3 separate regions of the Mus musculus genome follow, and regions 1 and 3 are each linked to region 2. A link is a loop called in an ENCODE intact Hi-C map of the cell type or tissue named here. Cell type or tissue: heart. All regions are shown on one strand.

Evidence for each region. A loop is a pair of places that touch in the nucleus more often than their neighbours do. Peaks named below come from ENCODE experiments on the same cell type or tissue, not always from the same donor. Only the 100,000 strongest peaks of a DNase experiment are listed, where the experiment ranks them.
Region 1: a loop joins it to region 2, with 7 times the contacts of the local background. A loop is called at or near these places in 5 of 42 quality-filtered maps.
Region 3: a loop joins it to region 2, with 3.0 times the contacts of the local background. A loop is called at or near these places in 4 of 42 quality-filtered maps.

Annotation. Positions count from the first base shown.
Region 1 is chr14:33,956,343-33,964,342 of GRCm38, forward strand. It overlaps Rbp3 (retinol binding protein 3, interstitial), which reads left to right. Exons shown (of 4, transcript NM_015745.3): 1 at 1-802; 2 at 2,149-2,339; 3 at 4,210-4,352; 4 at 6,056-7,877. The coding sequence ends at 6,378. Among named protein-coding and RNA genes, the nearest start is that of Rbp3, 6.3 kb to the left of the region's middle. In heart, a CTCF peak has its summit at 3,199 (motif pointing right); no DNase peak of the experiment used is centred here; H3K27me3 peaks cover 1,536 bases.
Region 2 is chr14:34,231,928-34,239,927 of GRCm38, forward strand. It overlaps Shld2 (shieldin complex subunit 2), which reads right to left. Exons shown (of 10, transcript NM_001360074.1): 9 at 6,911-7,026; 10 at 5,106-5,659. The coding sequence ends at 5,421. Among named protein-coding and RNA genes, the nearest start is that of Syt15, 16 kb to the left of the region's middle. In heart, a CTCF peak has its summit at 3,300 (motif pointing left); a DNase peak (open chromatin) is centred at 3,254; H3K4me3 peaks cover 655 bases; H3K27ac peaks cover 293 bases.
Region 3 is chr14:34,184,248-34,192,247 of GRCm38, forward strand. It overlaps a transcript of Gprin2 not described here. Among named protein-coding and RNA genes, the nearest start is that of Gprin2, 13 kb to the right of the region's middle. In heart, a CTCF peak has its summit at 4,589 (motif pointing right); no DNase peak of the experiment used is centred here; H3K27ac peaks cover 423 bases; H3K27me3 peaks cover 376 bases.

The sequences.
Region 1 (8,000 bases), 280 kb before region 2:
GGCTGAGCTAGAGACAGTAAAGGCCATTGGGCCTCAGCTAGTACAGCTGGTGTGGCAGAGGCTGGTGGACACAGCTGCGCTGATTGTTGACCTGCGCTACAACCCTGGCAGCTACTCTTCTGCCGTTCCTCTACTCTGCTCCTATTTTTTTGAGGCGGAGCCCCGCCAGCACCTCTACTCTGTTTTTGACAGGGCGACATCTAGGGTCACAGAAATATGGACCCTGCCGCTGGTTGCTGGGCAACGCTATGGATCCCATAAGGACCTATACATCCTCATGAGCCACACTAGTGGCTCTGCAGCCGAGGCCTTTGCTCACACTATGCAGGACCTACAGCGGGCCACCGTTATAGGAGAGCCCACAGCTGGAGGGGCACTCTCCGTGGGCATCTACCAGGTGGGCAACAGCCCCTTATATGCCTCCATGCCTACTCAGATGGCCCTGAGTGCCAGCACCGGTGAGGCCTGGGACTTGGCTGGTGTGGAACCTGACATCACTGTGCCCATGAGTGAGGCCCTTTCCACAGCCCAGGACATAGTGGTCCTGCGTGCTAAGGTGCCCACTGTTCTGCAGACAGCTGGGAAACTAGTGGCTGATAACTATGCATCCCCTGAATTGGGGGCCAAGATGGCTGCCAAGCTAAGCGGTCTGCAGAGCCGCTATGCAAGGGTGACTTCAGAAGGGGCCTTGGCTGAGATGCTGGGGGCAGATCTGCAAATACTCTCTGGGGACCCACACCTGAAGACAGCACACATTCCAGAGGATGCCAAAGACCGAATTCCTGGAATCGTGCCTATGCAGGTAAGGTACAACAGAGACTTAACCTGGTTCAATCCTTCGAGTGACTCATCCAGATGTTGGCAGGTGTGGATATGTGTACCATGCAAGGCTTAGTTCTGGGTTTATGTTTTCACTTATCCTGTCCTTTCTTCACTTTCGCCTCACTGTCTCTCAACTCTCTGTCTCCACTGTCTCTGGGCAGCTCTATAGACGACTCAATAAATCTAATGTGAAAATTGGAGTGGAAGGTCTTACATCTCAGCCAGATAGAAGGCAAGAGTTTCCATGAGTTCCCACTGTCAAAACTGGGGAAGGGAGTCATCAAGTTATCTGAGGCTCTAAAATGAGATTTTCCTTCCCTGAAAATATGAAGCTTACATGACTTGGATCTACTGTGTCCTTAGAAGCAAAGACCAGAGACAGGACACAGGTCCTGGGGTGGCTGAGTGCTAAGGCCCAGCCCAAAGACCTCTGTTTGAAGCCATTTCGAACAATGCACAGCATGATTCTGGTTGAGCTGAGGTCGTGAGTATCTGATCCAAGGCTCAGCTTGATAGGACATTTGGAGCAAGGTGGCTGCAGTCAGAATACTTGAAAGCCAGCACCAGCGTACCAGGGAGCACAGACAGGTACATTAAGCTGTGCGGCTGCTGAGGAGTTGTGGGGAGGAAACGGATCTGGCCAGGGCAAAGTGGACAGGATTCATGGAGGCCCAGTCTACCTTAGCTGCACTAGGGAGAGAAGAAGTAGAGTCCTATTAGGGGAGTTGTACTGGGCTTCCAGGACCCCAATTTGCAACTTTGTCGTGTCTATTTTTTCCAGAATAGCCAGGGCCATGGAGTGAAAGAGTGGGACTGAGTTTGGAATGGATTCCTGGTCTGGCTTTTGTCTGTTCCTGTCTGTGAGGGCCTCAGAAAAGTTAGCCTCTTTGTCTGTGCTTCCAGATTGTTCTGGAAAGAGGAGAATAACAGTGTCTTCTATACAGGGTAGCTGTCCATGTGATGGGCTCCAAAGTGCTTATCCCAGGGCCAGTCCCCTCCCTATCCCAGCAGAAGAGAAGATGGGTCCAGGGACACTGAGCAGTGTCTGGAGGTGTTGGAAGCATCAGAAAGGCACCTTACCTGGGCTTTTCATCTCCAGACACCAAATGAGGGGTTGGCAGACCTGAGCATTTGCTGCAAGGATGTCTCTAATCAGCTGACTTAGACACAACACATGGTTCCCACCCCAGCCCTATCACCCACATGCTACCCTCCCAGACACCACTCACTCCTTCCCATTTCCTTAGTAGCCTATGGTACCGCCCGCTCCTGGGCACGGCCATCTGCTGCTGTCCTGATATTGAGCCAGGCTTCCCACTCTTGCAGATTCCCTCCCCAGAAGTCTTTGAAGACCTGATCAAGTTTTCCTTCCACACAAATGTCCTTGAGGACAACATTGGCTACTTGAGATTCGACATGTTCGGGGACTGCGAGCTGCTTACCCAGGTCTCCGAGCTGCTGGTAGAACACATCTGGAAGAAGATTGTACACACTGATGCCCTGATCATCGACATGAGGTCAGTGGGCTGGACAGTGATCCCAGGTTGAGGCACGGCACTGGCTGAGGACAGTCAGAGCTAGAGACCAAAACAGAAGGAAAGATTCCCAGGGAACAACCAAGGAACTGAAAGGAACCAGACGACCTACCTGCCAGGGATCTGGCCAGCTAGCCCAGAGGTTCAAATCTTATCGGCCAGTGGGACCTCAGCACTGATAGCTTTTTAAGCTCCCCTGGTGATCCCAATGTGTGTTTGAGGTGAAGAGTTATCCCACATCAGTTGCCTGACAAAACAAATCAAATGGGGGTGGGGGGCAGGGACAGAAAAGATAAGCCCGCTGATCCTTGGCCCCAGGCCAGCCCTATGTCAGTAGCTCCAAGAGAGATTGGACAGGCTATAATCCTGGTGGTCAGCCCTCCAGTGTGGTCGTACTTCTGCAAAATCACCCTCCCAGGACAGCCATTCTCTGGGCATCACAAAGCCAGGGCCCCAGGGATAATCTAGAAATGAAGAGATGCTATCAAAATGAGAAAGCTTTGCATAACAAAATGGTTATTGGATATCTCTGCCCATTTACCTCCCTCTGCTTAAAACAAACAAATAAACACTGTATTTGTGGTGAGTCTCCATCATAGACCCCCTTCACCACCTCTGCTCCCCCACGCAGAACAGTCCTCAGGCAGTGGTCAGACTCAGGCCTCCCTCCGATCCCAGGTCTATCGATGGGTGTGTCCCAAACACATCCACGAGTATGAGAAAGGTCAGGGTGTATCTCTCCATTGGGAACCTTTTCCACATCTCTGCTGCAAGAGAAAGGCTCTCGCAGCATTTAAGCACCCAGGCCGGCTGTAATTGCAGCTCTTGCACGACTCTTAACAGTCACTAGGTGGCGCCAAATCATGGTGAGGCGGGTATCCCTCTCTGGGAGATTATTTCCCATGGCCAGGTTTTATAGTTGCCCAAAACCTTAGGTGATCATTTTGTTCCTTAGACACCTTAACAAACACCAGAGACACCACCGACCCACACATCCTTTTGACTGAATGTATCATTCACATTTTTTAAAGGGAAGCTCCAACTAGAGGCACATTTGGCTTAGATTCCTCTGTCCCTGGGGTTGGGGGTCAGATGCTGAGGTCATGGACATCAATGGGCTGTAAGAATCTCTTGATACTTGCCAGCACTAGATGGAGAGGCAAGGGCAATACAAACTTGCGTGTAGGCTTCTCCCTCCCCGTGTACCTCTACCATCTTGAGTTTGCTATCACACCAAGCATCACTGGTAACTTGTGTTACTGCACTTGATGGGGGTCTGTATTCTATGCATAGGTAGAATGAGCACAGAGAAGCAGTCCATGGTTGCTACGTGGGAAAGCAATACCAATAAATTCCCAGTTACAGGATTCATTGGAGCCTTTAATACATTAGTATATAAGATCAGGACCCAGGTTTGGTTATTTTATTTTCTCCTCTTTTCATTTTTTAATTCTTTCTTTTGATGCTGTGGTTGTTGCTGTTTTGAGACAGAGTCTCACTATGTAGTCCGCAGATGATTTGGAGCACACTATGTAGACCATGCTGGCCTTGAACTCTCAGAAACCCATCATCCTCTGCCTCTCGAGTGCTGAGATTAAAGGAGCCACCATACCCAGCCAGTATTTTCTGGAAGCATTAGACCACTGACACATTTAGTCTCAGGAGACTAGGACTCTACGGGATCCTCTGGATCATGTCTCCTGTGGAGTGTCGAGGGGTGCGCAGCACTGAGGTACCCTGAAATTAGAACCCTTCTTCACAGGACAAAGAGCCAAGTTCAGGGAAGGGGGCTCACTGAGTGCCTCCCTGTGAGCTCAGACGCCCTCCGAGTCATTGGCTCTGCTTCCCTTAGGTTCAACCTTGGCGGCCCCACCTCCTCCATCTCAGCCTTGTGCTCTTACTTCTTTGACGAGGCACCTCCCATTCTGCTGGACAAGATCTACAACCGGCCCAATGACTCGGTCAGCGAACTTTGGACCCACACTCAGCTCACAGGTACCTGAAGCCTTCTTCTCCCTATTCTCTTTCCAAAAAAAAAAAACCTTTTGAGTAAATCAGAGAAAAACAGCTTGAGTGTATATAAAAATAACAATGACAGAATAAGGTCCCTGTTCTGGTCCACTGGACACAGTCCTGGAACAACCTTCAGTATCTGAAAGGACATGTCTAGAGAAGAAAAGTGGCGGTCAGATGGCTTGACAGTCTTGTCTGAGGTCACTCGGCCAATAAGGGAAAGATCCAAGGTTTAAAGGTGGCTTTGCCTAATAGCTGCATGCCCCCTCCCATCTTAACAGCTGCATGCCCCCTCCCATCTTAACAGCTGCATTGCCCCCTCCCATCTTAACAGCTGCATGCCCCCTCCCATCTTAACAGCTGCATGCCCCCTCCCATCTTAACAGCTGCATGCCCCCTCCCATCTTAACAGCTGCATGCCCCCTCCCATCTTAACAGCTGCATGCCCCCTCCCATCTTAACAGCTGCATGCCCCCTCCCATCTTAATAGCTGCATGCCCCCTCCCATCTTAACAGTATAGCTAGCAGCCTACCCAACAAATAGAGATCTGGGATGCCCCCCTCACCTTGCTAATCAAATAGGTGCTCTTAGAGCTCATCTTGTTTGAACTCTTGGCTCCAGGTCATCACAATTGCCTGAAGAAATGTCCAGATGCTAACAGGCCCTCCTGTACTTGCCTGGGCTGGAGCACACCCAAAGCAGCAGAGGCAACCTCAGCCCCATAGACTCCTGACTCTCGGGGCCTTATTTCTTGGTGAATCGCCTCCCTCCCTCTGCCCAGCACAGAGAACCAAGGACTCTGGTGGACCTTGTGTTCCCACGCAAGGGAGGCCATCGGAGAGGCCAGCAGGGTTCCTCTGACCAGAGAGGCAACTGGCCACTTTCATTTATACATTTACTCATTATATAAGCATTTCACTACCGTGGCTTCCAGGATTTATTCAATAGCATGGAAGATTGTAAAAGGAAAAAAAAATCAGATGAATTCCAAATTTAAACAGCTATTTAAAACCAGGTTACAATAGTCTCAGATTTAGAGATTCTATAACTTTGATTGGCCTCCAATATGGGATCTACCAGTGCCTTTGGACACTAAGACCTTAAATGTGAGTGGTTCTTACTGAGTTACATTATCACTGTAAACTCCACACCAGATCCAGAAAGCCTACTGTGGAAATGAAAGGCAGGAAGGGGAGGGTGGGAGGGGAAAGCAGGGAGATGGGCCTCTTGCTTTAGTGTAATAATCTCATTGTAGTAAATGTTTCTTTGACATATTATTTAATCAAAGCATGATTAAAGTTAATTTCATCTGTTTTCTTTTATACTTATTAATGTAGCTACTCAAAAATTTAAAATGACAATGAAGTCATAAAGTAATAAATGTCCTTCTGGGAGCCTAAAGCAAAGACTCTCAGGTCAGAGTGGGAGGTTCCTTTGTTCAGGACATGGTTGCATGCCCTGTCCTCAGGAAAAGCCAAGCCTTCCTCCATATGACCACACACAGCACATGGCGGTGTTCGGGCATATGAACGGCTATCCCTGTTTCACGGAGGCAGACCGAAGCTGGTGCCCCACGTATTGACACAGATGCGGAAGACTAAACCTGGGGCCCTCCTCGTGGCATCCATCACTGTAGGTGGCGGGGGCTGATTTGACCCCGTGCTGAATGGCCTCTGTCCTCCAGGTGAACGATATGGCTCCAAGAAGAGCGTAGCCATCCTGACCAGTGGTGTGACAGCCGGTGCCGCCGAGGAATTTACTTACATCATGAAGAGGCTGGGCCGGGCCCTGGTCATCGGTGAAGTGACAAGTGGAGGTTGCCAACCACCGCAGACCTACCACGTGGATGACACCCATCTCTACATCACCATCCCTACAGCTCGCTCTGTGGGCGCTGAAGACGGAAGTTCCTGGGAAGGGGTGGGCGTGACACCTAATGTAGTTGTCTCTTCAGAATTGGCCCTTACCAGAGCCAAGGAGATACTCCAGCAGGCCCTGAGGGGGTAAGGCAGAGTCTAAAGACTCTGAGGATCCCCACGGCCAGAGCTGTGGTGGCAGGCTCTCTGGGCCACTACTGGGGCTCCAGCACGAGATCCTAAGACCCCAGGCAGCCCCCAGGGGGAGGGGTTGCTGAGCTCAGACATCCTCCAGGGTTCATCTGCTGGTCCCCACTACTCCAAAAAGTCTCTCTCCAAAAAGTGGGAGCTCAGCCATCTCAAAGGCATCCCCCCATAGTGGTTATTCTGGGGAGACTGAAGTCCATCTCGCTTCTACTCACACCTCCTAGCTGCCTGTCTCCTGTCCCCATACTGTCTCCAAGAGCAATTCTGTCAGGAGAGGGAATTGAACCACGGATGTAAAGTAAGGCACACGTGACAGTTTGCTTTTTCTAGTAGTCACCTTTTCAGAAAGCAAAAGAAAGACGTGCTTAGTGCTTGTAGCACTTTCCAGTGTCACAGCCCCTCTTTAACTCGGGACAGCCGTTATCTGTAAGTTCACCCTTAGTGGACAGCATTACTAGGTCAAAATGCATGAAATACCTGAACAAGCCTATGCTAGAGTAAAAATCTCCCTAATGAACCTCCCATCAGAGTCCCTCTGTTTAATGTATCTGACTTTCTATATCCACAGTCCTCTTGTGAATATTCCAGGATGACAATGGTGGCCCGTAGCCTGCCTCTGTGTGGTCTTCCAAATTCAGTGTGTAGTCTGGGGTTACTGAACATCTGTGTGTTTCTGGTACTCAGTGGGGACCTTCAGCTCATGGCTTCTGAGGTTAGGAGCCCTTCCGTATGTATCCCATCCTCCCCCACAGCCCTGTTGTCATTGCTTCCCTTGCCAAGCCTTGTCATGTGCTACACAGCTCGAATGTGTAGACACCACATGTGAATGGCAGAGTAATAGGACACAGGTCTACATTGCCCTCCACCTGCAGTCCTCAGACACCTTACCTGGGGGAAAGATCTCTAGGGTCCAGTGAGGACAGTGGGAACAGGACCCCTGGCTGGTGCCCTAGAATTCATACAACTTGTTCCCACTACCTTATAAACTAATTTAAAGATGCTATGTTTTTTAAAGGAGGACCATGCACCTGTATTGTCTAGCCTTGACATCTGGAAAGGCTAAGCTGTTGCTGCTCAGGGCCTAATAAAGTGGCAAAGCTCTCCAAAGATAACACAGCCCCACATCAAAGACTCTCACGAATACCCACCAAGACTCCAGGGAGTCCATGGGGCACCCTTCAACTGACCCTATATAGACTCTATGCAGACCAGGGCCTGTCTTGCTATATTCAAGTAAGCACACAGGTTGGGGATTTGGTGGTAACCTGAATAATATGGTTCTTATTTCTCTTTATAAGATAAATGTGTGACTGCTCTACAGGGCTTAAGCACTTAAATTCCAGGAATCCCTGCCCTTCCCACCTCCCACTTCCCCCTCCTCTCCTCCTTCTTTCTTGTGTGTGTGTATGATGTAACATAAATTAAATCCTTACTAATAGACTTTTAAGTGGCATTTCTTTTTTAATACTTTGCTCTTTTTCTAGGTCCTCACAATAAGCATATCACACTATTTTCAGATGTAGCAGTTACTATCCTAAAGAACTAAACTGCGTGTGTAATCATACC
Region 2 (8,000 bases):
GTGAAGCCCAATACTCCAAACTGCTGTTCCTGACAGCTTGCAAAAAAAATAACAATCGGGTTATACTGGGGCAGTATTAAACTTAATTATCAACTGATGTAATTAACTTTCATAAAGGAGTTTAGAGGGCAGAATTCTTTAAGGGTGAGCAACTACTGGTCATCATAAGAATATAACATCAGTATTCTGCTTTCCCCAAAGTCAAGAAAACAAAGAAAAAAATTCTAATCTACAAGACAGCAGGAAAGGGAGTGTCCCATGACTATGGCACGCGTGGAAATACCGTATGAGGAAGCATGAATGGATATGGTCATTATTTAAACTAAGCATGGCAAGCCAATGGTCAGGTTTTGAAGAGTCCTGAATGTCCTTCTTCAGAGAATCCAACCAAGAGCTCTTCCTCTGTGGGTCCTGACTCCAATTTCTAAAAGAATTAAGACATTTTCCTCAAACTGCTTTCATAGTTAGCAATGAAAGTTCGACAATTCAACAAATGTTTCCAGGGGGGAAGGCCCCTGGGGCTGTCTTTGCCCGGCTGCCTTGGTAGCGTTAGTCTCCAGCTTCTCAGTTCCCAAGCTGCAGAGACGCTGCAGCTGCAGCTGCAGCTGCAGCCTTTGCTGCCCTGAACCGAGACTCTGCCCACCTGCTTAGCCTCTCGGTCAAACCCAGAAAGTTCCCGGAGAGCAAAGTGGTTCTCAGAAACTCTTTCATCCCTGTGCTTTGCTTCTGACTCAGGGGCTCTTTTTAAAAAGGTCTGTGCTTCATCCAGCTTTCCCCCTTGTTGTTAATGTGAACATCTATCTGCCTCTAGCGGAAAAAGAAGTCCTTTCCCAGAAAAAGAAGGCCCAGCTTGGTGGAGGGTGGGGAGGTGGCAGAATGGCAGCAACTTGGTAGGTAGAGCCAGGAGAACCAGGATTCAAGGACAGCCAGTCAAAGACAGTGGGTGAGCTGCTGTCTTCACTTGACTCTGTGCATAGCAAATGACCACGGGTTCTCAGTGGATGCAGCATCAACATTTTTATCCTCTGCATCTGTGGGTTGGCCGAGCAGGAGTTACCCCAGGTGAGGTAACTTGTTCTCACGCCGTGGGTCTGGATGGGCTGGGGGATCCTTACCAGAGCAGTGCCATGACTGTTCACACTGACCACCAGCTACCCAGGGACAGCGCCTGTCGAGATGGAGGCAGAAGCATAGGAGAGCATGTTTTTTGTCTTCTGCTTGTATGGTGCCCCTAGATATCCCTGGGCCAAAGCAAGCCATATGGCCAAGCTGAAAATCCAGGGTCAGAGAAGTAGACGTGCCTTTTTGGCAAAGCTACACAACAGTGGGCACAGCTCCAGGGAGGGGTGAAGAATTTGAGGGGCGATGTGAGGCAGCCCCAGGGGCCTGTGCTCTCCTGAAGGAGCATCTCTGGGGGAGAGCACTTCCTGAAGCTGCCTACTGGCCTTGGTGTCATGGCTGCCAATTTGGCATCCCATAATGATGTGTTGTAATTTGTGCAGTCATTTGTCAATTATGCTTTTCTTACTTTTCTGTGTGGAATGTCTGCCCAAATTACTTCAAGAGCCATGAGCAGCCTGTGCTCATCACTGTCAGAGGATAATTAGCAGAGGAAGGGAGATTATTTTTCACTTTCTTGCTACTTTCTGGTCTCCCTTGAGCACTTCACAATTGGAATTTACCCAGAATTCTGTTCATAAGAGTTGGAAAAACTGGGTTGGCAAAATGGCTCAGCGGGTAAGAGCCCTGACTGCTCTTCCGAACGTCCTGAGTTCAATTCCTGGCAACTATATGGTGGCTCACAACCACCCATAATGAGATCTGACACCCTCTTCTGGTGTGTCTGAAGACAGCTACAGTGTACTTAATTATAATAATAAATTAATTTTAAAAAGAGTTGGAGGAATAAATTTTCAAAACTGACTTCCTTTTCCAGACAAAGGCAATCCCCTGCTGTAAGGGATTTGAATGGTGTTGCTGCAACAAACACTGTAGCAAACCAAGGTCGGTCATGGAGTGGTGGGGAGACCTCACTAAAGGGAGGTCCTGGAAGTTCTGCAGCTCGAGGTTCCTGCCCCTCAGGAGATCTTCCTCCTTGCCACATTCAGGCTCCGGCTGGGGTGACCAAGCACCTGAGAAAGGGGTGTGGTGGGGGGAGGTGGGGGAGGGGAAGGATGGACAGAAGCACAAGACGGAGCAATAGGACCCAGGCAGTGAGTTAGCTATAGCTGAATGCTGGAAGTGTGGACAGTCTACCTGTGGAACCAGACACTACTAGAGGAATTCTACTTAATTTACTTACTGCTCATGGTGATCAAAGCAGTCACAATACTGAGAAAAGAGGAAAGGGAAGGGGAGAGGAGAGGAGGGGAGGGGAGGGAAGGGGAGGGGAGGGAAGGGGAGGGGAGGGAAGGGGAGGGGAGGGAAGGGGAGGGGAGGGGAGGGGAGGGAAAGAAGTCATGGCACTTGTTCTAAGTTTTTAATCCAAGGAGCAGGGAGAAGCTAGCAACCTGATAAGAGAGTCTGAAGAGTTAATTAGAAAAATATAATGAAATAATTCACTGATTAGATTCCATAAGCTCAGCTCCTTCAACATAATTGACAAATCTCTTAATTGAGTTTAGCATGCAATTTTAAAACCAGACTGTAATACTTGACCATTATACTCCACTAATACTTTCTATGGAAGGAATGGTTTGCCTGAATCACTGTTTGCTTTAAGGAATTGTGCTTCACTGCGGAAAGGAGGAAGGAACAATCTCTTGGGAATTGAATAAGGTTTTGTACATCAGCGGGATAAGGCAGCACCCGAGCCCAGGAGAGATCCCTCCCATTAGCAGAGCAGGAAGGAGGACACGCTGCCTCCCAGTCCCCCGCAGCAAGAGAGCAGCTCTGGAGCTGGAATCAGACTCCAGGGGTCCGAGATGCTGTCGGTATTCCCTCTCATCAGAGCGCAGAACTGTGGTACTTTGCAGTCAGGGTGCGTGGAAAATAAAATCTTCCCTTCTTCCTCCTTAAACTTCTCCATCCCTCCCATGTTTCTGTGTAAATTAACCATTTGTCAGTAATGAGGAGGAGTGAAATCAGGCAAATAACCACCTTGGCTCTCTCGGTTTGAGCTTGCATTAGTTTGCTGACTGACAATCTTTCAGGCAGGAGTGAGCGAGCAAAGGTGGTCTGCCAAGGGACCCAGCCTAGCGCACTGTGTCCAGGGCAGGAGGGAGTAGACACGTGACTCAGAGGTGTGGCTTCCAGCTCAACCTAGGATAGCAGCCCGGCCTTCTGTGGTATGTCTCCACTGCCCTCTAGTGTTTAGCATCATGGTGGCCACGCTATGGCCACTCACTAGAATGGCTGTTACCTCAGAGCAAGTGGGGAAGGTTAGATCTAGAGCCAGCAGGCCACAAAAGCCAATATCCGGGGTGGCCCTTCCCAAGCACCACCTCTTCCTCTCTGATTGCTACACCTGATCAAGCACTATATAATCTATAGGCGCATACCATCTAAATATCTGTGATGTACAATGTACAGCATTACACATTAGCTAAGGAATGAGAAAAGGTGTATGCTAGTTTGTTTGCCCTCTTCATACTGTCCTTTGAGCATGACTCTTCTTGTGTGTCAGGGCTACACACCCTCCTGTGAATGGCATGGTGCTGTCTGTTATCCATTTACTGCTTGTGGACTCTGTAGTTTGGAGCTGTTACCTGGTGTGTAAGGATTCCTCTTTCCCTACATTCTCACCAATATTTGCAGTTTGTCTCCTTTGGTTGGGATGGAGGACTTTGAGTATAGTTTTTATTTGCCTGTCCCTGAGGGCTAGAGATGTTGGATATTTTCTTCATAGACTTAGAAACTACTTGGATGTCCTGGAACTCTAGACCAGGCTGGCCTCGAACTCACAGAGATCCTCCTGCCTCTGCCTTCTGAGTACTGAGATTAAAGGCAAGGGCCACCCCCACCCCCAGCTCACTTGTACTCCTTTTGAGAACTGCTTGTCATTTGTTGATTTTGTTTGTTGTTCTCTGTTCTAGATAGTAAAACACAGCTGACGGTTTCTCTCCTGACCTGTATGCTGTCTCTTTTCTCTGTGCTTCGCAGAAGTTTTAAAGTTATCTGCAGTTCCATTTGCCAGTTCTTGATCTTATTTCCTGAGCTACTGGAGTCCTTTCCATGAGGCTCTGCCTTCTACAGCCACACCAGTCCGAAGGTGCCAGGAAGTCCTTGCTTGTGTCTCTATCTTAGAAGTATTTTCCTTGTGTTTTCTGGTAGTAGTGTCAAAGTTTCAGATCTTAGAAGTATTGATCCATTTTGAATGCCTTCTGTAGTGGATGAGAGAATTCTCACGTGGTTTTCCCAGGACCACTTGTTGACACGAATGCCACACACACTGGTGTATGGCCTGGCACTGCTCCATCATACCTGCCAGGGGTGAGTTCTGCACCCTCTATTTCATTCCCTTCATCCACACGTCTGTCTGTTATTGTCATTGTGGCTCTGTGAAAGTGTCTGAAATCAGACGCTGTGCTCTCTGTCCTCAGGGGAGGCTCTGCTCAAGGGTGCTTTTGTTCCACAGGAATTTGAGGATTGTTTTTTCTATTTCTGAGAAGAAACTCACTGGGATTGTGCTAAGAACTACATTGAATATTGTAGCTTGCTTTCAGGGCTACAGCCATTTTCATGATACTAATTCAGTCAATTAACTTAAATATCATGGCAGGAGTCCCAGTACTCTAAATAGAAGCATTTGTGCCCCTCCCTTTGGCTATACTGAGACAATCGGTGCCAAGGAATTGGAATCTCTCCTGAAGTCTCCTGCTAAAGATGAAAAGGTGGTACCCTAGTCTAAGAGGAAGCTTGTCTCCCAGAAGGAAACTCCACACAGTGCTGACAACTTACAGGACAGACCAGGGGCCAAGAGCCCCACAGTAAAGTGTCAGTGGCAGGCAAGGATGGATACGACCACGCCTGAGGCCATAGCAACAGCACTGCATCCCTAGCCCAGTAGACACAGTTATAATGAAGGAAAGCAATTCAGTTTATAGCAGAAAGTCAGTGCTGGGGAGAATACCAACAGAAAAACAAATAATAAAAGCTTCACAGAATTTTCTTTAAAAAATTATGTATTTAGCACAATTATATTATGCTAATAAATTACCTATTTTAAAAACTCTAAGCAAAATCCCTGTCATTTCATTTCAAAAGATAGATCATAGGGTTGGATGGCTCAGCAGTTAAGAGCATTTTCTCAAAATCTACACGGCGGCTCACAACCATCTATTACTCTAGTCTCGGGATCTAACACCCTCTCCTGGCCTCTGTGGGTGCCAGGTACATACATGGTACACAGACATACACAGGCAAAACATTTACATACATATAATAAAAATAAATGCATCTTCAAAAGACAGATTGTTTCATCACTCCTTCCCAGGAATGCCTCCTGTGCCCTCTGCCCTTAGAGAAAGTCCTGGGCTCCACAGCTTACGTGAGTCAGGGCAGAAATCGAGTAGGGAGAAATCCTGTTGCAGTGGGTAGCTGTTCTCATCCAACTCGAAAAGGCTCTGGATCTTCAGCACACAAGGCTCAGCACTGACAGCCAACAAGGAATGGAGCAGGTCTGAGGCGACCATGCCGTAGGTGACCTCTGAGGAAGGCACTGAGGAAGAACAAAGCACACACGACACTCAGGACCCCACTAGCTGCACAGAAACACATTCTGAAGGTTTCCTGTCTCTCTTGGTTCCTCAAGCTTCACAGACTTACATCTTTCAGTTCTTGTTCTACCCCTCTCTTTCCAGCGTCCAATTGTTGAAGGGAGTCTAGGAAGATGGTGTGTTTCCCACTGAGCACGAAAGCAAGCACAAGCGACACCCAGACTGACAGCAGCCCCAGCCATCAGCTCCCAAATACCTGAGGAACTGAGGTCTGCTCCCGCCTGAAGTAAGGCGGCCGTGTCTTGGGAGCAATCAGGAACACGTGTTCTTGCAGGACCTGGATTTAATTTTCTGCACCCACATGGCAGCTCACAGCCATTCCTAACTCCAGTTCTAGGGAATCTAATGCCCTCTTTGAACCTCTTCTGGTGTTTGACTGTTTACACTCAATTCAACACTCAAACACATAAAATAAATATAAAAATAAATTTTAAAAATTGCATGTCCATATTAAAGAGGGCCTCATACTTACTGCTTTACAGTTTTAATCATAGTGGTGCATATATAAACTGAGTATGTCTGAGCTGAGGGTCTTGCAAATGGAATGTTTTGGGATGTTAGATTTAAAAATAAACAAAAAACAAATACCCCAAACATTTGTATATACAAAATAAGGTATCTTAGGGATAAGACTCAAATATAAACATCATTGTTTCCTATTTCTGGATTAGATGCTCAACTTTTAATTAACACAAAAAGCTACCCACTATTATGAAGCTAAGCAAACAAAAGACCGAGATTAGCTTGTCCACGTAAGGAGTCTGGGGCTAACGAGGACACACATGCAGCATGACCATCTGAGAGGTGGGATCCGTCTGCCTTCTTCTGGCCCTGACTGGCCCTGGCATCACAGTTGAAGATCTTAAAAAATCCAGTCATAAATTCATTTCAATGCATGGAGCTACACACTTCTTTGTTTCTTTTTAACTATGATGAGACTAGAATCCTGTATCTTTGCTGACCAATTAGGAATTTAGGCTAAAGAGATCAGGTGCTTACTTTATTCATGTATGAGACAGATGTAGTGAGCTCTCACCTTCTAACTTATGTAAGCTTGTATGTCTCACTCAAACTCAACTTCCCACTTTTATACTGACGGGGAACAGCTTTATGTACAGCACTGTACTCTTGGTGCTCCGACTGCTCCTGCGAATGGTTTCATAGAACACCAATGGATGGTGTTGCTGTTTTACCTATTACTCTGTTGAGGCAATCTGGAGAAATGTTGAGAAGAATCTGCTCCATCATCTTTGACCCAACATGGACACAAGTATTATATCTTCCATCAACTATGGTCATTAAAGCCGGCCTACAAAATAAACAACAAAACTTAGAATCAGACTCATAAGTAGTAAAGACAAAATGTGACTACAGACATCACACCTTCACCCACATAACTCCAGGCTCTCTTACCCTAGACCCCAGTCTCTTTCTGTCCACCTCTGCCTCTGTGTCTGTCTCTCATCTGCTCTTATTCTCTCTCTTGCTCTCTTCCACTCTTTATTTGAACAAATACAAACTGAGTCTCTATTATATGCTAATGCTGTTGTACACTCATGACAAGAAAAATCTGGTTCTTCCATCCATGGAACTTGGGAACCTGATAGGAAAGGGGGTTTTGTCTGTTGGTTTGTTTGCGCGCGTGTGTGTGTGTGTGTGTGTGTGCATGTTTTGTTTTATTTTGTTGTTGCTACTGTTCTAGCTGGTTGGTTGGTTGGTTGGCTAGTTGGCTGGCTGGTTGGGATTTTTTTTTTTGGTTTGGTGCTAGGGATCCAATTCAAGAGCTCATGTGTGTTGGTCAAATGCTGCACCACTGATCTTTACATCTAACTCCAAGATTAGAATATATATATACATATAATCATTGAATTATATAGTTAAAATTCTTTTTTTTTATTTTATTATATGTGAGTACACTGTAGCTGTCTTCAGACACTCCAGAAGAGGGTGTCAGATCTTGTTACGGATGGTTGTGAGCCACCATGTGGTTGCTGGGATTTGAACTCAGAACCTTCGGAAGAGCAGTCGGTGCTCTTAACCACTGAGCCATCTCACCAGCCCTATAGTTAAAATTCTTAAATATTTTATTGTGTGTGTGTATGGAGGACATGTGTGCACATACTATGTGTGAGTTAATATGATGGCACAGGACTTATTGCTCAATAATGTTTTTAAAAGATAGTGTACAATTAACTACAAATTGCAAGGCATGTATCTGAGGCCTGCCTGGGCTACATAGCAAGACCTTGTCCCATCACCCCTAAATATGTTACATAAAATGAA
Region 3 (8,000 bases), 48 kb before region 2:
ACAGGACTGTGGCTGTAGAAAAGCAGGAAAGGACACTCAGCTAGGACATTATGCCTATGCCTAGGTGCTACCCTGTGCTCAAGACTGCAAAGTTCCCACCAGCACTAAGGCCACCCGATCTCCAACATCCCAGACTTCAGCATCATAAATCGAATAACCCTTGCTCTTTATAAATTACTTGACCTGCAGTATTTAGGAAATACACTAACAGGCCACTTCCTGTTACTATGAGGATTAAAGAGAATAAGAATAAAGATGAGAGAAGCCAGGTACGGTGGCTCACGCCTGTAACACTAGTACTTGGGAGACTGAAGCATAAGTTCTAGACCAGCCTAGACTTCAGATTAAAGCCCTATCTGTATATAAATAAACAAATAAAGTAACAAGCAAACAAACAGTAGTTGGCAGATCACAAACACTGAATCCATGACACTGCTGATCCTGAGCGACCCAGGAGAAAAACTGCCAGCCAGCTCTGGTACACCCACAGGTTTGTTCATCGGCCCCCTCCCTTGGGAGCTGCAGAGTATTTGCAAAGTCCAGGAAAAGGCTGGATACTCTAGGAAAGCTGTTGTTAGCCAGGCTCTGGGGAGGATGTGTACATAAAATGCATTTCTTACATAGGACAGGTTTGGCTGTAGATAGGTTGATCAGGGCACAGCCCACCACAAGTTGAGTAGCACTGTGTCCTCAAAGCTGGTGAGACAGAAAGGTGAACAACTGAGACCTGACTAGTGTTCTCGTCGCTAAGCTCAGGGCCAGCTCTCAAAGTCTTGCTCTCCATTCTAATGCTGGGGAACTTAAGGTCATACACACACTGAGCCAGGCCTGGGCCTCATAGCTTTAGTTTTAACACTCAGAAGTCAGGAAGATCTTAAGGATGAAATCTTATGAGCTACACAGTGAAACCTTATCTCAAAATACTAAGCGCGCCCGCACACACACACACACACACACACACACACACCTGTTCTTCAATCAGAAACCAAGCAGAAAGACTCGCCGTGAATTCAAATCCTCCATACTTAGTCCAAACTTTCCAGAACAAGGGACCCAGGCTTCTGGGAGGGAGACTTGTTGAAGCTGTCTGTCTGTATGTCTATCTGTATGTCTGTCTTGGTGCCTTGCACCTTCTCCTTCCTACCTGTAAATTCTAAATTCCCCCTCATTTAAGAGTAAAGGCCAAACCTAAGAAATCAAGGAAAAGATCTGAACCAGACCCAACTCCCTGTTACCCTTAGGCAGTTTGCTTGCCCTGCCTTGGCCAGTCCCCTCCCTTACTGAAAACTACATTGGCTTGGTTGGTGTGACTGCCCTCAGAAGGAAGCCCTAGATGGGAGAAGTAGGGCTGTGTGAGCTTTGACGTGCTGCGTCCCAGAGAAAGATGTCATTCTGGTTCAGAGCCAGAGATAAATCAAGCACTTAAATAAACAACACAAATGAGGTATATATGAAATTTATTAAAATACAAAGAGCTCTAATCAGTTAATATGCAAAAGAAGAATCCAGAGAAAACGGGAAATTATTATGAACCACCCAATCATACGCTAAGAAGCCCAAATTGTCATAAACATATTACACAATAATATTCATTAACTCACCACTTACTTAAAGACAGGATATGTTAGCATTTTACATGATGCATACCTTTGAGTCCTCAAGTCCAGTTAACAAGGCAAGAATCATGGCTATCTTCACATTATAGGTGGAGGGACCAAAGCCCAGAGACAGTCAGTCACGTACCCAATACTGCACAGCTTGAGAGTCACCAGAGAAAAGACCTCGCCCAGACAGCCAGAGCACCACCTCACTCTCTCACAGTAGAAGCCTTCAGGAGTCATCCTTTTTTTTTTTTTCACTTGTCAAATTGCCAAAATATTAAAGCTTAGTAGCACGCAGTCGATGCAGGTGTGGAAATGAACATTTTCAAGCATTGCAGATAAAAATCTTTTTGAAACGTTACTCTACAGACAGTCTCACACATACCCATAAAATTCTGTACACACTGAGACTCACTTGTTAATGCTCCCAGCTGTATAATAACCAGGAATAAAAAGATGAGTAAACCTCTCGTACTCTGCTAGCGAGAATACAAATCTGGGCAGCTGCTGTGAGAGAGAGGTTTGAGTTTGGCATTTCCTCCAACCAAGCTGGACTTTTATTGCATCTCTTTGATGATGTCTGTAGACGTTTGATTTCTACAGTTCAAACACACAGCAAACAAGACGGCCTTCGGCAGGACTGATACTCTCTGGCACATCCATATAATGGGATACAGCTTTTAGGGAGTACAGAGTTTATGATAAAGGTTATAGATGACATGGACAGACAGACAGACAGAGAGGCAACAGCCATGGTGGAGGCTCCAAGAGGAGCTCAGTCCCAACACAAGGGACAGGCAGCATGGCCCGGACTCTGAAACAAGGAATCAGAGCCCACATGGCAAAAGAGAGTTTGCTTCTGAGGACAGGAAGGTGTCACAGCACAAGCCACAGCCGACTCGATGCACAGCACAAGCTGTGGGCCACGGTGAGGAGCAGGAAGTGTGGCCATCCGGTACCCCTGTGTGTGAGCTCAGTTCCCAGGTGAGAGAGCCTGACACTAGGAAGTCCTTTACTCACAGGTAACATCTCAGTAGGGAGACAATCAATACTTGTGAGAGGGAGGAGCTGTCACAAGGTGGTCTCCAAGCTGCTGAGCCCAGGGGAAGCTCAACTCCACCTCACTAGGTGAGAGAAGCCAGTCTGAAAAGGATCAATATCACATGAGCCCCAAGAGATGACCCTCTGAAAAGGTCAAAACCACAGATGTCATAAAGAGTCCACTAGTTTGGCCAGGCCAGAAGACACGAGATCAACATTATATTCTATTATCTCCTCCTTTTAAGAGTTAACACAACTGGACCTGTCAATCACCTGGCCAGGGCCCACCCCCACCCTGCTAACTTCCCTTTCCAGCTTTGGTTTACCTGAAGACATGCTACGGGGAGGGGAAGACTAAAGTCATCCTTTTAATGAGATGATGTACTTGTCTCTCCCAGAAGCCCCTCCCTCAGTGCAGATGCCTGCCGAATGTTTATTACACGGCAACTGTAGAACCTGCTTACATTTCTGAGTTAATCATAAGAACATAACTTGTTCTTTTTCTCCTATTTCTTTTGCTTTCAGATGCTAGACAAGGCCTAGGTGTGAGTTCCCAGACACTCTGGGCTTTCTCCCTCTTTCTCCGAAGCTGTTCCTCCTGCATCCACTGTTACTCTGCCAGGTGACTGCTTACTGACCCTCAACATGCTGGCCTAAGTCAACCACTGTGAGCATCTCTCCTCCTCTTCTCCATCTCCCTCCACCTGGCAACCTCTCAAGACTTATAGTTTGCCTGCCATTTTCCCCTTCTCGAAAAGCCTAGTAAAACTGGCTTTGTACCATTTTTTTTTTAATTATTTTATGAACCAGCCTAAGAACCCAATTTTCAGTCGTTCAGATGCATATGTGAAGATCTTCCTGTGGCAGCTCTGGATACACTCATGATGCCTCGAAGTGCAGCAGCTATCATGTGACCATGAGGTCAGCCCTCACTAAGCCCCTAAAGATGGCAGAGCAGATATCTGGAAAGAACTTGACTCTTTGATCTCCTTGTTGAGCCATAGAATCAACCCTGGAACCAGAGACCTCCTGAATTCTTTAGCGGGAAGGGAACATTCTAACCGTCCAGGTAGCTTTCAGTTCACGATTCAGTTACTCGAAGTCAAGAGATCCTAAGACAGCACCTGAGATGCCGTGTGACCTGGAGTGACAAGGGGAATGCTTGTCTGGACAGTCACCCTGCCCCTCATGTAGGCAGAGAAGCCAGGGTGCCAGCTCACATTCACTTCCCATTCGTTCCCATGCACACCCTCAGCCCCTCCCTCTAAAACCCCTCTGTAAGAAACAGGTTCTCTCCAGTCCCTCTCCAGGCTCCCAGTATGCGCTGATCCCCAGCCAGCCTCGTCCTCCACGTAGAGATGCTGCCTCCCCACAAGGAGCTTCATGCCCACCCGGTCTGTCTCTTCTAGTCACCACCAAAGGGGGCTCACCTTCACGTCTAGCCTACCAGTATTCTCTGGTCTCTTCTGTCAAACATGCCTGGAATGGGGACAGTCCTGACGATCCACACCTTTTCCTCAGGCCTGGGAAGACTTTCTTCCGTAAGATAGGCAAGCACATTTGAGGCGTGAAATGTTGAAGGTTGAGCCAAAGGCCTACATAGCCACATGGGCTAGGTGGGAGGGGCAAGGTTCCCATTCCGACTCTCACACAGTCCATCTGGAGAATGCGTGTTGTCCGATCTCCCCCAGCAGGCCGTGGGCTACTGCACTGGCTCTGCCTTCTCTAGCTTTGTCGTCTCTGGATCCTCTACCCATGCTCCAGATTGGACCGGAGTCCCCCAGGAAGGGAGTAAGTGTTCGAAACGGATGTCGCAGTGAAATGACTGTCTACCCAGATGGGCCTTCCACCAGCCATGGGAGCTTCACTCCCCAGGGTGAATACTTCCCTACTCCCACTAGAGGCTCCACCCACTAAGTGGGTCTAATGCTGTGCCCCACCTTCCCAGTAGAGGGCGTCTGGCCACCCTTCTGGTGGTTTGGAGCAGCTGCAGCTTTGGCTGGAAAGTCAACCTCTACCCTTCACTTGATCTTAGCCAAAAGGCCACCTCTACTCTTAAGTCCTAGTTCCAGAGCAGGAGAGAACTAAGGGGACTCAAGACCCTGGACCTGGTAATCAGGCAGTGGCTAAGAAACAACTGTGCAAGCATGCCAAAAGACTTTGTAATTAAGACAAGCACTGTTTTAATGTAACATCTTAGAACCAGAATTCATGGAAATATGAACAGTAAAACATCTCCAATAAAGCAGGATGTCCTTGCTGACTTGTGCCTGCCTCAGCAATGCTCAGCACTATTCCTAGGCCAGTGACTTGCGACCACATTCCTATTCCTGCCCTGCCCAGAGGAGAGTCCACCTCCCCATGCACTGTGAGTTTAGGAATGGAAACTCACACAAGAGACCTATCCCCTCCTCCAGTATCGCCAACTCTACAGTAAGAAAACCAGAAACTCTCCCAAAGTAACACATCCAGGACGCTTACATACAAAATGTCATCCATGGCCACTGTCCTCCCAGACCCTTGTTTAAAACTGAGCAAAGAAAAGAGGGGACAGGACTGCACAGCCACTGTGGGGGAGGGCTGCCAAGGAGGCAGGACAAGAGGTACGGAGTGAGAAGACACATATGGAAACTTCAAGCCCTACAGAGGCTCCTTGCTTCAGAACTAGGAGGCAGATGTGGGCAGCTGGTATCAAAATCAGAAATCTCCTGACCCAGTCTCTAGTCCTGACTAACTGGATAGGAGCCCAGTTCCGCACAGGAAAGGCACAAAGGTAGGATGGTGTGCTTGTACTCACCCTACAAGGAGGCTCAAACCACACCCAAACCTAATGACAAGCCAAGCAAGATTCTGAACATATGAAAGAAGATAAGATGCATTATAAGCCAGAAAGTGTGCCCCCCAAACCTAGGACTCTGGGATGCCCTTCTTTCTGACCTCAGTCTTTGAGGCCACCCAGCAGGACCACGGACAACTTCTGATTCTTCAGAAATCCAGCAGAGCGACCCCAGTGAGATCTACCTGTCTAAGGATCTGCCCAGAAGCTGTTTTGCAAACTTGGCCTTTTAGTGTGTGTCCAAAGAAAAACAAAATAGGTGGGACAGGGTCTAGGCACTCAAAAATCAAGGACTCGGAGACCCAGACTAAGCCATGGCCTAAGGGAAATACCCCCAGGCCGTGGGAAGAGAAAGCCTCCGGTTTGGAGTGATAGGACCAAGGCCAGACAGGCCCCTGACATAAACTGAAGGAGGCTCCAGGGACAAGGATATTGGGACAGTGGCGAGACAACATATTCTAGGGACAAGAGAAATTGAGACAGAAAACATAAAGATGCTGGAGAAAGAACATCTATGGGAGAGTGTAGAAGGCCAGTTTGCTCTTGGGTGCACAGACATGATGGGGGAAAAAAAGGCACTGTAGGTCTTTTTCCAGAAAGATGCTGTGAAGTGAAAAGTCCCCAGCCAGGACAGACTGGGCAAGTCTGTGGGCACCTTAAAACTGAACACTCCCCACAGCCCAAACTTCAGTTCCTCAATTCATCTCCCTTCTTAATAAAGGGAGCCCAGGAAAGATGGGCTGCAGGATATGTTTGAAGAGCTCATGTTACAGGGCCCAGACCTCCCTCCTTGCTGCACTGACTCTGGCTATCTGCAAAGGAGAGGGTGGCCCATGACTCAGCACGAATTCTGCAGAGTCACCGCTCAAGGACAGAAAAGGTGACACGACATGTACCCAGCTCTTGCAGTAAGAGTCTGACGCCCATCGGCCTCGGTTTTTAGCATCTTCACCTTTCCCTGGCGCTCTTAGCTCTTTGTGTGTGACCACAGCACCCACACCAACCCCATGCTCCCCCAAGCCTACAGGTCAGCAGGGTCCCCAGGGCTTTCTAGGAATTCCCTCCAAAACAAGTGGGTAAAGTGTAGGATGTTTCTGAGGAGGTCCTTTCTAAAGGACAGACATTAAAGAGGTTCCTTTCTGACCCTCAAGATCACCTTCCAGGAAACTAGCAGGTTAGGGACTGTGCTAGAACAGCAGCCTTAGGGGATCGAGGCTAAGCAGGTGCTATGCCCAGGCCAAAGGTAGAGCTGGTCTCTGTTCCCCCTAGGATGAGAAGACAGAATAAGCAAATCTTTTTGTTTTTAATTCACTTTACATCCCACTCACAGTCCCCTCTCTCCTATCAGTCCCACCCTTACAAATCCCTCTCCCATTGCCCCCTCCCCTTCTCCGCAGAGAGGGGGATGCCCCCTTGGGTACCGCTTAGCTTACTGATCTCAAGCATCTAGAACAGTGTGTCAATCAGAAGCAGCTAAGATGGGGAAGGGACACTGGGCAGTGGAGTGAATCCTGTTAGACCATACCAGCCTCCATCTATTCTGAAGAAGAGGGTCCTGGGACTTGGTTTAGGTGATGCTGATTTTAACAAATTTGCCACAAATGACTCCCCCCAGTGATGTGGTGTGCACTGTGGGGGAGGAGCTGGGGGCTCATGATGACACTAGAATAATCCAGAGTCCCACTTCAGATTCCACAGGGGCCCTGCCCTGCCTGACAAGTTGGATGAGAACTCATGAAGGACTAGCCATAGCTTCAGATGACAAAACTGGGCCAGGCCAAATGACAAACGAGAAGGAGTTCAGCATGGACAGAGGCCAAGCTTCACCTTTAATCAAGATCACTAGTGTGGCAGAATTGCTTCTAAACAGTATCCAGAGGAAAAGGCCTGGGCAGTGTGTGGACCACAGGCCATATGGACTAGGTGATGGGCAGATGCAGGCACAAATGCATCTGCCTGTGGGTACACAGCACTCCCTTTGGGACAGATCCTAGGGCTCACTACAGAAGCCTACCCCCAAGGACCTGGAGCTTCCAAGCCTGCACACTCAAGAGCATGAGAGCCTGGGGCCTGCTGTCCACCCCGGGAAAGCCCGAACTCTGCTGTAGAGCCTCGACTGGCCCCAAGTCACATCCTTGATTGGTTTCTGTCCTTCCCTACCTCATTCTCCTCACCTCAGAGGACTGGTAGGGAGGGGATCTCCTCCTCTGCTTGGCTCTAGGAGCAATGGTTTCAGAGGTTCCCAGCCAGAAGGCACGTGTCCTATTCAGGGCACAAAACTGGGCCTGGATGAGGCTCTGAAGAAGGAACTTTAAGGGAATGCCATGTGGACTGTGGTGGCAGCCACATCCCCCACCCCCACCCCCTGGCCATGAAACACTGGGCAACACGGCCAGCACTAAGTTTTACGTGGGTTATGAAACTTCATTCTCACAAGCCAAAGCTAAAATATGGCTTCAATCCCATTTCAGAGCTGAAGAAGTTGCAGGTCTTCAGGGCTGGTGTCTAGCCCAAGACTTTAT